2 separate regions of the Homo sapiens genome follow, and region 2 is linked to region 1. The links are chromatin loops, found by intact Hi-C in ENCODE. Cell type or tissue: spleen. All regions are shown on one strand. Links, peaks and the distances in the headings refer to the core of each region. The heading gives the core; the rest is flanking DNA.

Region 1 (6,329 bases), core at 1,303-6,302:
GGCGCAATCTCGGCTCACTGCAACCTCCACCTCCCTGGTTCAAGCAATTCCCCTGCCTCAGCCTCCCAAGTAGCTGGGATTACAGGCGCAAGCCACCATGCCCGGCTAATTTTTTTTTGTATTTTTAATAGAGCTGGGGTTTCACCATGTTGGCCAGACTGGTCTCGAACTCCTGACTTCAGGTGATCCACCCACCTCGGCCTCCCAAAGTGCTGGGATTACAGGCATGAGCCACTGCGCCCGGCCAGGTACTGGATTGTTCTGATCTTACTGAGGCACTGAGAGATGTCAGCCAAGGTCAACCCCTAGTGAAGGCCCTATGCAGGATTTCAGCCCCTAGATCTGGCCAACTCCAAAACTCTTAACTCGTGTTTCTGTTGAAACCTGTGACCTTTCCAGGCTTCCCTGGCCAGCTCAGGAAAGAAGTGGTGAGAAATTATATAGAGAAAAAGAGATTCCTGTTTTAAAAAATTCCCCTCTTCCAGACTGAGAATAAATGATAATATTTTTAATGGCTTTTATAATTTGAAAATAAAAGGGTCACACAGAAAGATGACTGACAGTAGTAACTGAATCATACTGGAGCAAAATAAATTAATGGTTCTCAGGAGAATCTCCAGTTTCCAGAGCACCAGAGGAGGCAGTGTTGTGTAACAAAAGTAATTTTGCCTGTTCCTCTTATTGGCTGTGTCATCTTGGACGAAGCACTTTTTGAGCTTTAATTTCCTTATGGATAAGGTGGGAACATTATTTTCTGAAGTTACTTTTTTTTTTAAATGGGCTTCTCTCTGGGTTCTTTTTAAATTCGGTTTTCATCATGGAGCTAACTTACTGGCGCTTTGGGTGCATCAGCTCTGCTAGACCCTCAATACAGGTGGTCTCATTGAATCCTCATAGCAACCCTGTGGGATTGGCATTATTGCCATCCTCATTTACAGATGAGGCAACTGAGGCCCAGAAAAATGAGAACATTTGCCATGGGTCACAGAGCTGGAAGTGGCAGAGCTGTATGATCCAGACCCTGGGTCCCAATCTGATTTCCAGGGCTTTAGCCCAAGCTACTCTGTCCTCAAGTAGTGCTCCTCTGTGTCCTTCTATTTTTTTTTTTTTTTTTTTTGAGACGGAGTTTCACTCTCATTGCCTAAGCTGGAGTGCAATGGCACAATCTCAGCTCACTGCAACCTCCACCTCCTGGGTTCAAGCGATTCTTCTGCCTCAGCCTCCCAAGTAGCTGGGATTACAGGCGCCCACCACCATACCCAGCTAATTTTTTGTATTTTTTAGTGGAGACTGGGTTTCACCATGTTAGCCAGGCTGGTCTTGAACTCCTGACGTCAGGTGATCTGCCCGCCTCGGCCTCCCAAAGTGCTGGGATTACAGGCGTGAGTCACTGTGCCCGGACCTTTTTTTTTGAGGCGTAATTTCACTCTGTCTCCCAGGCTGGAGTGCAGTGGTGCACAACCTTAGCTCACTGCAACTTCCACCTCCTGGGTTTAAATGATTCCCTGCCTCAGCCTCCCGAGCAGCCGGGGATACAGGCACACACCACCATGCCCAGTTAATTTTTGTATTTTTAGTAGAGATGGGGTTTCACCAGTTGGTCAGGCTGGTCTTGAACTCCAGACCTCAAGTGATCCACCTGCCTCAGCCTCCCAAAGTGCTGGGATTACAGGCGTGAGCCACCCACTATGCCCGGCCTCTTTGTGCCCTTCTTTACCCCCAACTCCCTTGGGTAGTTCTTTCACCTGAGTGCAGCCACTGCCTAGTTAGTGGCTCCTGAACTCCAGCCTGCGCCTCAATCTGCAGCCTCTTTTCAGGGATTCCACAGCATTTCCTCTTGGAAGTTTCCAGGGACCAAAAGACCTCAGCCCAGAAATCAGCCCCCTCTGACACCTGTCCACCCACCCCCACCACACACATGCCATTGGTTTTATTTTTCCATCCATGACCCACAGCCCTACTGTTTAAACTGAGTTACTCTGTTTTTTCTCTCACATAACTGGTCATTGAAGGACCTGACGTTCAGTTCAAGTGTTTATGCATTGAACAGATACTCGCTGAGCACCTACTACGTCAGAGTCACCGTGCAAGGTGCAGTGGGCCTGCAAGCATGAGTCAGTTGCACTCAAGGAAGAACTAAGATGCGTGTGATACGTTCTAACACAGCGAACACAAAGTGAATGCCCTTTGTGTGCCAGATGCGGGGAAATGCCTCCAGGCACAGCTGCTACTTGTTCTGGTTCTGGAGAAGAAAGAAAACAACATTTGACATTGATCTGTATTTTGTTTACTTTTAAAAAAACACTTAAATAGTACTTATATATGCCAGGCACTGTGCATATTAACTCATTAAATCCTCATAACAATTCTGTGGGGTAGGTGCTATGATTATCTTAGGTTATACATGTTGCAGCTGAGGCACAGAGAGGTTAAGTAACTGATTTAAACTCACACAGCTAGAAAGTGATGGAGCTGGAGTCTGGCTCCAGAGTCTGTGCCCTTAAGTACCATAATATGCTGCCTCTTGATATACATGGAGATGGTAATAGAGCCTCCTGGGAGGGTTGCTCTGACATCACATCGTGCGCTACCACTGAGCAACGATCCACGTTAGCCACACAGATAAAGATGAAGGAGGGAGAGATGGCCTTCAGAGGCTGTGCAGGAAGGGTATTCTTTGAGCTTTCCTTGCAGAGAATGGACAGGATTTGAATTTGGTCTAGGGGTACCTGGAAGGAGGTGGCCTTGAGGAATTTCCAGGGACTGGGCGAACAGGAATGCAGAGCCCAGATTTGGGGTAAGGGATTACTAGGGAGAGAGTGGGAAGGTGGGTTAGGGCTGACCGTGGAGATGGGTAGGCTATGAAGGAATCCTCAGTGGGGTTTGTGTGAAGGTTTGCCAAGATGGAGGCACTGTGTCATGGGGGTCCACCTGTTGATGCCACCCACTGGGTGGATAACAGCCGGGAGAAAAAAGAAGAGAAAAGAAGTGTTCAAGGCACAGTCGGGAAGACAGAAAACGCAGTCGTCATTTCAGCAGAGAAATTTTAATGTATGGAATTGCTTCATCAAGTGTTGGAGAACTGAGGAAGCAAGAAGGCAGCATTGAGTTGACACAGATTGGCGGGCAGAGGTCGGGGTTGTCAGAAGCTTGAAGAGACCCAGGGAGCTGGGATCCGGACCCCTGAGGAAGGGGCCCTGCCCGGCTGGTCCCGGCACCTCAGGAGTTCAGTCACCTGCCGCGTGACCCCAGCACATGCCACAGAGCACCAGGACCCATTTCCCACTGGGAGGAGCCCAGCCCTGTGTTCAGGGCAAGACACACCAAACCAGTTCCAAACCATCCTGGAGGGTCCATGTTTTAAGACCACTCCTGGTACCAAGGACTACATAAGTCAGGGGCCAGGCAAAAACCAGCAACTCTACTCGGCATTTCAACAGTGAGGATTTCAGTAGGATGTGAATGACACTGGTGCTAGAGGACTGGAAGAGGAAAAGGGGGAAACTGAGGCAGCACGGGTAGTAACTGCAGGAAGGAGCACCACCTCTTGGGCTGGGGAAGCAGAGGGAAGCATGTGGGGCTCTCAGCCCAGAAGCAGGGAGGAGGGGCCCTGGGAGCCAAGGTGTGGATCTCTGAGAAGAGGGCACTGCCCGCTGGCGCTGTTTCCTCTGGGGGCAACAATAAGCTGGTCTGGGAGTAGGGAAACACACACACACACACACACCCCAAGACAGGAAGCAGTTAGTGCTGCTGGGGTGCAGGCCATTGCTAGGGTAGTACTAAGAAAAAGGAGAAGCAGGCGGGAAGAGCAGTGTCCTCTCCCCCGACTCCAGCCTTCCCTTCTTCTTCCAGAACTCCCATTGGCAGAGCCTAACAGGAAGCTCCTAGCAAGGGAGAAATGTGTCTGCAGAGGCCCCTCCCCTGCACACTGTGGAAGGATGGGCTTGGGGCTGAGATAGAAACCCAGCAGTGAGGCTGAGCTAACTGGGGCAGGGTCAGCAGGGAGGGCCGAGCAGAGGTGGGCTGAGACTCAGCCAAGGATGTGAGGAATGCAAGGGAGGCTGCCTGAAGATGGGAGGAAGGAGGAGGAGCAGTCAGAGGTGACCCGTTGAATCTGGGGACGATGAAAACACACGGTGGCGTCACAAACAGAAAGCTTGGGTGATGGGGGCAGCCCACTCAGGACCAGGGCATGACGGAGCTTGGCTGTAGACAGACTGAGGTTGGAGGAAGGTCCTTCATTCTAGTGGCAACGCACACGGGTTTTTGGATATACAGACAAAGCTTGGGAGGGAGATCCTGCCTTCTGTCAAGGTGATGAGAGTCAGTGGGACGGAGTGGACTAGGAGCAGAGCGCCGCCGATGACAGGCCCATGGGAATGCCCACACTCGGGGGGCAGAGGGGCAGGCAGATAGCAGGAGAACCAGGCCAGGGCAGGGTCACTGAGGCCACGGGGACAGGACTCGGGAAGGAAGGGGTCACTTCAGGCTGACTCACATCCTTCAGAGAAGTCAAGGAGGATGAGAACCAAGAAAAGGCCATCGGCCTTGGCAACTGTGAGGTCACAGGTGATCTCGCATCGTGCCCTTGCAGACGTCATCCTCTCTGTCCTGCAGCGCCCTGCCTGCTGTCGCCCCCAGGCCCAGCCCTTGCCCCTAGGGAAGCCTCCCTCCCCAGTGAATCCTCTCATTCATTTCTTTTCTCGATGCTTCCCAGACGCCTTGCTTCTCAGTTTGTGCTATTTGAATTTGCACTTGTCATCCTGTTGCTCTGCAAATGTGTTTATCAGTTATTTCACCTCCCTGTGCTTCTGAGCCCTCATAGCCAACACAGGCGGTTTCCTGTAAGTGTTGGTGACTCTGACTGACAGTCAGAGGAAAGATTTATGAAATTAACCAGAACAAATCTGTGAGGAATCTCATAAGCAGGAGGAGCCAACTTCCAGCTGAATTCAGGAGCAGAGCTGAAGTTGGGAGGGCGGGTGCAGTCAGGGCCCAAGGAAGGAAAGCGATGCGCTCTGTTTGCTCCGAGATGGGTGGGTACCCCTTGACAGTCTAGGCTGTGGTTGCCCCAGATGTCATGGAAGGCGGTGAGGAGGGCTTGGAGGGACAGCATTAAAAATGGGTCAGAACTCACTTCTGTAATCCCAGCACTTTGGCAGGCAGAGGCAGGCAGATCACCTGAGGTCAAGAGTTTGTGATCAGGCTGGCCAACCTGGTGAAACCCCGTCTCTACTAAAAATACAAACATTAGCTGGTCATGGTGGCGTGCACCTGTAGTCCCAGCTACTCGGGAGGCTAAGGCAGGAGAATCACTTGAACCCGGGAGGCGGAGGTTGCAGCGAGCCTAGATCGCACCACTGTACTTCAGCCTGCGTGACAGAGACTCCATCTCAAAACAAGAAAAGTGTCAGAAGTGGTCCCTGAGCTCTAGGAGAGGAGCAGGGCCTGGGAAGAGCGTGAGGTTGGAATCCTGGGCGAGTTACCCAGCCTCTCTGAGCCTCAGTCTCTTCATCTGTCAGGTAAGGTGAATGATACCTTGGCGGGGAAGGAATGAATGGGATTGTGTGAACAGGTCCATGAGGGGGGCTCAGCACATATTGGTTCCCTTCTAAGGAGTGATGACAAATAGAAAAGCAGGACCTGAATAGCTCACTCAAACCTGGAGGAGTTCACATAAAATGAAATGCCACAAGCATTGAAATAATTGTCTTACAAGGGAAAATTATAGGTGGGAAAAGTCAAAACTGAAAAGTGAACAGTGGCAGACTGTTGAGAAGTCGAGGAAAGGAGTGTTGAAGCCGACTGTAAAATGGGAAGCAAAGGTGAAGAGATGGTACCAAGTGATGTGAGTTGGAAGCCGCGGAGGGCGGTGCTGATTTTGCTAAGGATCCAGAGGATGAGAAGCAGAAAGCACGTGTTCTGCCAGGACCTGGACGGTGGAGTGCAAGTCCACGTAAGACTCAGGAGGAAAAGAGGCTGCAAATGGAAACAATCAGCATCAAAGGAGGCTCAGCAGAGCCATGAGAGGGAAAATGGGGAGGGCAAAGGGAATTAAAGATGGGCAGGGAGAGCTTCCAGCACCCGTGACGGGCACGGGAGGAGCGCTCGATTAAATGGCTCCCAGCAGTCTTGTGAAAGGCTCAGGTCTCAGACTGAAAACTGCGACATAAACCTTTAGTTCTGAGGGACCAGTTTCTGGGGCTGTTGACCAGCAGAGGAGAGGGAGATAAAGCCAGTAGGTGAGAGATGAGCTTGGAGGAGGTGACTGCTATTGCAGATAGAATTGGTGGAGAGGCCCCTGGGAAGAAGAATCCTTGGGTCACAGA
Region 2 (6,329 bases), core at 711-5,710, 83 kb before region 1:
TCCCTGAAGGCAGAGGGTCTTCTCTTCTCTGAGAAGCCCTGGCACACGGCTGAGCTGGGTCTAAACCTCGTGTGCCCTCGCTGTGTCACGCATTAGTTGTGCAAACTCTCCGACCATTGTTCAGTTTTCTAAATGGAGATAATATTTGCCTCTACATTATTAATTGGAGAGAAAAATTGCAGGATTATTGTATTATTCATTTCCAAATGTGTTGAGAACCTACTATGTGCCAGACACCCACTGTGTGCTAGGCCCTAAATGAAACACAGACACTGTTCTTGAGACACGCACTTACTAGAGGTGTGTTAACTAAGGGAATGAATACCAGATGTTTAGGACAGTGGCTCGCGCATAGCAGGTGGTCAATAAATTCTAGACGTTAATGTTATTGACGATCATTCCTTGCTGTGGCTTGGTCCCTCCCTTTTCTGTCTCCCTCTGCTGCACAGCTTGGTCCTCTCTGTCATACAACTAACGTTACATTCTAACTTTTTCCCGCAATCTGTCATCCGCTCTCATCACGCGGGGGCACCGGGACGCGCACTTCCCTGGCGGAACCGGCTCTGCGCTTAATCTAAATGTTGACGGGAACAGACCGCCAGGGGGCGCCGCGATCAGCAGCCGAGTCCCCGCTCCGCAGCGCCACCTAGAGGAGGTTGAATGCTATAAGCCGCACTAGAAGGACCCGGCCAAGTCGAGAGTCAAGTTGCAGCTGGCCAGGCAGAGCGCGCAGCCTGCTGGCTCAGACAACCTCTCCAGACAGCCCTATCAGCCAGAATCTGAGCTGCACTCAGGGGAAGCTTCCCCCAGGGGCTAAGAATCCTGAATCTCCTCTCCACCATCATAAATACGGTAACAGCCAAGTCACTCTGAGAGTTGACTGTGTAACCACCCCTACACCGTGAAATTGCCAGGAGGAGCACGAGAGCTAGCATTTGCAAAGCCCTTAGTACAGTGCCTGGCCCACAGCCTGGCTTGGTCCATGTTGGCTCTGATTGTTGTTACCTAATCCTCACACCAACCCCCATAAAATAGTGGTATTCTTATCCCCACCGGGAGATAAGGAAACCCAGGCTTTACGGGATTAGGAAAATAAACCAAAGCGGCTTGCTTAATGACCGGCAGAGTAAGATTTGGACCTCACATCAGTCTGGCTTCAAGACCCACACTTAATAACTGCTGTACTGGCCCTCATTCATTCATTTATTCACTCCACAAGCATTCATCTAGTATCACTCTGCACCAGGTAGAAAGGATATTGAGATGAATTCAGCACAACTGCTGCCCTCAGGTAGCTCACACTGCTGTTGAGGTACATAAATAAACACACATGCACAACACAGGCACATATACACATGCACACGCAGGCACACATACACATGCACAAACATGTATAAACACATACACATGCATGCACACACAGGCATATATACACATGCACACGCAGGCACATATACACATACACATGTACATATACACATGCACACATAGGCATGTACACAGAGACACATACATATACACATGTACATGTACACCTGCACACACATGCATGTACACACAGGCATATAGAAATGCACATACATGCATGCACACACATGCAAATATACACGTGCATGCATACCCATGCTCAAACATGTACACACATACAGAATCAAGTACAATTTGGGGAAAACCAAGAGATACATGTTTCACATCCAGTTTCTCTGATTCCATCTCCAGTGCTGTCTTTGGTCCCCAGAGGTTATGGACACAAATGTCTACAGCGGCCTGGCAGGTAGCCTGGAGGTTTCAGATGGATCCGGGGGTGGAAAGGCAATGGCAGTAGGCTATAGTCTAGCGTCTGCCTTTCGTTAACCTTACATTCTGGGACAGAACTCCAAACTCTACATTTGAACCTGGCCTTCCAGTTTATCATGAAGGTACATTTATCAAAGAAGGATAGAACTTACTTTTTAGCAGTTGATTGGCTTGATTCCTAACTGTACATATTTAGAATCGTGGTACATGGGCCTCTGTCCCATTGCTCTAGGCCCTCCAAATGTCAGGGTCAGTGAGCAGGACAGATAGGCTTGTAAGTCATGGTGATTCTCAGGATTTCATTCAAAGAGGAAAGAGAAACCATTCAAGTGTTTTAAACAAGGAGTGATATGATTGAATTTATGTTTTTATAAGATGCCTTGGTCCACTACTTGGATATGGGCTTGCAAGAGGGTGGCATTAGAAACAAGGGGAGGAAGCACCACTTCTAACAGCGTTCTACTTCAATTTTTAAAAAATCAGCTTTATCAAGGTGCAATTCACACACAGTAAAACTTACCAACTGAAAGTATACAATTCCATGGGTTTGGACAGTTGTGTAACCAGCACCACAATCATTATATAGGACATTTCCATTATCTCAAAAGATCCCTCAGGACACTTTGCAGCCAATCTCCTTCCCCTACCCCCAGGCCCTGGCAATGACTGATCCACTTTCTATCACAGTATTTTGCCATTTCTGAAATTTCGGACAAAACCACAGAGTATGTGATCTTTTGTGCCTGTTTTTTTTCACATAGTATAACGCTTTTGAAATTCATGAGTGTTGATATGTACATCGGTATTCATTCTTTTTATTGTCAAGTAGTATTTTATTGTATGGATATAACATAAGTTGTTTTCCATGCACAAGTTCATAAACATTAGGGTTTTTTTTTTGTTTTCCAGTTTGGGGCTGTTAAAACAAAGGGGCTACAAACATCAAGCATAAATGTTTGAGTGAGCATGTGCCTTCATTTCTCTTGGGTAAATATCTAAGAGAGAGTTGCTGGGTCATATGGTAGATGCATATTTAACTTTATAGGAAAACTGTTTTCCAGGTCGGGTGTGGTGGCTCACGCCTGTAATCCCAGCACTTTGGGAGGCCGAGGTGGGTGAATCACCTGAGGTCAGGAGTTCGAGACCAGCCTGGCCAACATGGTGAAGCCCCATCTCTATTAAAAATACAAAAATTAGCCACGCATGGTGGTGGGCACCTGTAATCCCAATTACTCGGGAGGCTGAGGCAGGAGAATCCCTTGAACCCAGGAGAGATTTCAGCAAGCTGAGATCGCGTCACTGCACCCCACCCTGGGCGACAGAGCGAGACTCGGTCTAAAAACAAACAAACAAACAAACAAACAAACAAACAAACAAACAAAAAGAAGGAAACTGTTTTCCAAAGTGGTTGAATCATTTTGCATTCCCCCTGACCCATGTATCAGAAGACAGAGGCTCCAGAGTACCCGGTGTGCACTGGCTCAGAGGCAGTGGCCCCAGGTCTGCACAGACTGGGGGTCTAAATGAGTCATAGCCTTGGGGCTGGTTATTAAATGATTTTCTCCCAGCTCCAAACCTTTCTTCTACCCTCTGCTTTGTGGTGCCCGAGCTGGGACTCAAAACCCTGTTTGTTCTGCTTTGCTGGCTGATTTCCGCTGCCCTTGGCCAGGAGGGGGCGCTGGAGGGAGGCCGGAAGGATGGGAGAGGAAGGAGGGGCTTGCTTCTTTCTCTTTGCAGGCGGGACCCAACTGCCCTGCCCTGGAAGCCATGTTGGCCCAGCAGCAGTTGATTCTAGGTTTTAGTTTTTTTCACATTCCCAGAGCCAGTCTCACCCCACCCCCTCCTCAGAGGTCTGCAGTTCTGAGTCCCAGCTCCTCCCCGCAGGTCTAAGTCTCCTCCTCCAAGCTTCCAGGCTAGCGTAACCCCGCTCTCTTCCTTCCGTTCCCACAGCCGCAGGGGTGATGGCTGCTTCCTGAAGTTTCTATCTCTGGTGACCTCGGTGTCTCCTTCTGCCTTTTCAGTCTAACAGAATCTGTTCAAGCAGTCTCCTTTATAGAATTCTCACTTTAAAAATTATTCATTTGCTTTCTGTGTCACCAAACCTAGCCAGCCTAGCAGGCTGCAAGGCCCAGCTCCCAGCCCCAGGGTGTCCCAAGGGAAGCAAGGCAATAAGGCAGAAAGAGCTCTCACTCTTTGGCTATGAACTCTCAGACATCTCCCTCAAGCACTCCGAGCTTCAGGTTATTTATCTGCAAAATGCATCCAAATAGAGCCTAATATAAATGAGGGCTTAATAAATATTTGAGGGAGGAAGTGGAAGAAGGAGGTATTTTATATCCGTTATTGATACCTACTTCATTTGAGCATGTTACAAATTTTTTTCTAATACTCTGCAGGGAATGCCAAATCCTTCCCCTGTGCACTCTGTCTTTATTCTTCTTGATAAGGTGTAGCAGAGACTGCTAATATCCCCTACGATCCACTCTGTCCTTTCTCCTTTAGTGATAAAGTCCCTGAGTTGTGGCTGGACTCATGGCCACCCAGCTAAAGAGAACATTTCCCAGCCTACCTTGCAGCTCCCTGTGGCCATGTGACCAGTTGCTGGCCAATAGAATGGGAGGGGAGGCCATGGACATGCTATCAGGCTGTGTCGTGAAAGACAGAAGGTGTATCTTCCATTTCCCATCTCCCCTTCCAGCTGGCTGGAGAGGCCAGCTATGGAGAACAGTTAAGCAACAAAACAGCTTGGATCTCTGACCCTGCTTCTGTTCAGATTTTTCAGGGAGAAAGAAATTTCTATTGTGTTTTAGCAGCTGATTCTTTGATGCTTGTTACAGCAGCTGAACCTGTACCCTACCCAGTACACTGGAGCAGGGATTGGCAAATGCTTTCTTTTCATTTTCTTTCTTTCATTTTTTTTTTTTAAGTTGGAGTCTCGCTCTGTCACCTAGGCTGGAGTGCAGTGGTGCAATCTCAGCTCACTGCAACCTCTGCCTCCCGGATTCAAGCCATTCTCATACCTCAGCCTCCTGAGTAGCTAGGATTACAGACATCTGCCACCACGCCCCGCTAATTTTTGTATTTTTAGTGGAGATGAGGTTTCAACATGTTGGCAGGCTGGTCTCAAACTTCTGGCCTCAAGTGATCCACCTGCTTCAGCCTCCTAAAGTGCTGGGATTGCAGGTGTGAGCTACTGCACCCAGCTGAAAAATAATTTCTAAAAAACGCCAGATAGTAAATAGTTTAGGCTTTGCAGGGAGTTGGTCTCTGTCACAACTGCTGAATTCTGCTGTCACAGCACAAAAGCAGCCATAAACAATAAATAGTTGAATGTGCATGACTATCTTCCAATAAAACTTTATTTATAAAAGCAAGCAGGTCTGTGTGGACGCTGCACCAGAGTTAACAGCAAAGAGACTACCTTGCGACAGTTAAAAAGAGCTCAGGAAGGTGAATCCTGGGTGAGGGGTGAGGCAGAGCAGCTGCCTGAGGGCTGCCTCCTCCCTGAGGGTCTACCTCTGGTTCCTGATGCTGCTAAGATGCCACTGCCTTTGAAAGTGCCCCAGGAAAGGAGGGCTCCTCTAGCTGCAGTTTATCCAGCACAGACATGTTGGAATTTGATTTTCCTAAAGGCATCAAAAGGGGAAAAATCTACAGCCAGCAGAAAAGTGTGGCTCCAGGCTGACCAGCATCTGCATGAAACTATATTCAAAAATCAGTCGTGCCTCCAAATATTAACTACAAAGGAATGGCAACCTCCCCTTTCCACAGCCCTCTCCTCCCTCCTCTGCGCTGCAGCACTCTGAAGCCCCTCACCCACCCGCACCCTCCCTCCAGCCCGGGCCCCAGGACATGCCTTCCTCCCTTCCTCTGCCTGCTCATTGTCCTGTACATCAACTTGACCTCTCCTGATGCATTCTCCCCGTCTTCCTCCCATCTCTATGATTTTATGGCTTTTCTTCATCCATTTGATTCTTTGCATCACCTAAGATTCAAAACTGGTCAAAGACTTCCCTGGAAGGCTGGGGCAGCACCCTCCCCAGCTAGAGCTGTCACTTTAATTCCAGCCTCTGTCAGCGTCTTCACTTCTCACCTCTTCCTGCTGAAGATTCCATAGCATGGGCACATTTGGGGGCAAGAACCATGTCCCATTCATCTATGAATCACCAGTGTCCAAAACAGGACCAATAAGGGTTTGTGGGAGGAAGGGAGGGAGAAAAAGAGGGGAGGATGGAGGCCGAGAGTGAAGAAGGAGACAAAGCAAGTGGGTAGACTTGCAGTAGGACTGGGCTTTTGATCTCGGACATTGCCCTCTTGCCGGATGAGGCCAGGACCCAGGTGATTGAAATAAAAGCATCTCTCGCTCCTCATGAGCTCTGCCCTCTACGTTAAGGGGAGAGCTTTCCCTCTTACATGCCCACAGTGTGGCGACGACTGCCCAGGGTGCCCCACTCTCTCGGAGCTGCACAGCCAGGAACCAGAGAGCTTTGTAACACGCAGTCCTGGGAGTTCTGTAACTGGCCTTTCAGCTC

What was found. Hi-C counts contacts between places; a loop is a spot of excess contacts. Peaks named below come from ENCODE experiments on the same cell type or tissue, not always from the same donor. Only the 100,000 strongest peaks of a DNase experiment are listed, where the experiment ranks them.
Region 2: it touches region 1 in a loop (5-fold over the local background); 12 of 110 quality-filtered maps call a loop at or near these places.

What each region holds. Positions count from the first base shown.
Region 1 is chr22:36,768,443-36,774,771 of GRCh38, reverse strand. The region is part of intron 1 of IFT27 (intraflagellar transport 27); the gene reads left to right. Among named protein-coding and RNA genes, the nearest start is that of IFT27, 4.5 kb to the left of the region's middle. In spleen, for the core only: no CTCF peak of the experiment used is centred there; a DNase peak (open chromatin) is centred at 4,391.
Region 2 is chr22:36,850,835-36,857,163 of GRCh38, reverse strand. All of the region lies in intron 1 of NCF4-AS1 (NCF4 antisense RNA 1), which reads left to right. Among named protein-coding and RNA genes, the nearest start is that of NCF4, 7.0 kb to the left of the region's middle. In spleen, for the core only: a CTCF peak has its summit at 3,442 (motif pointing right); a DNase peak (open chromatin) is centred at 3,493; H3K4me3 peaks cover 1,221 bases; H3K27ac peaks cover 824 bases.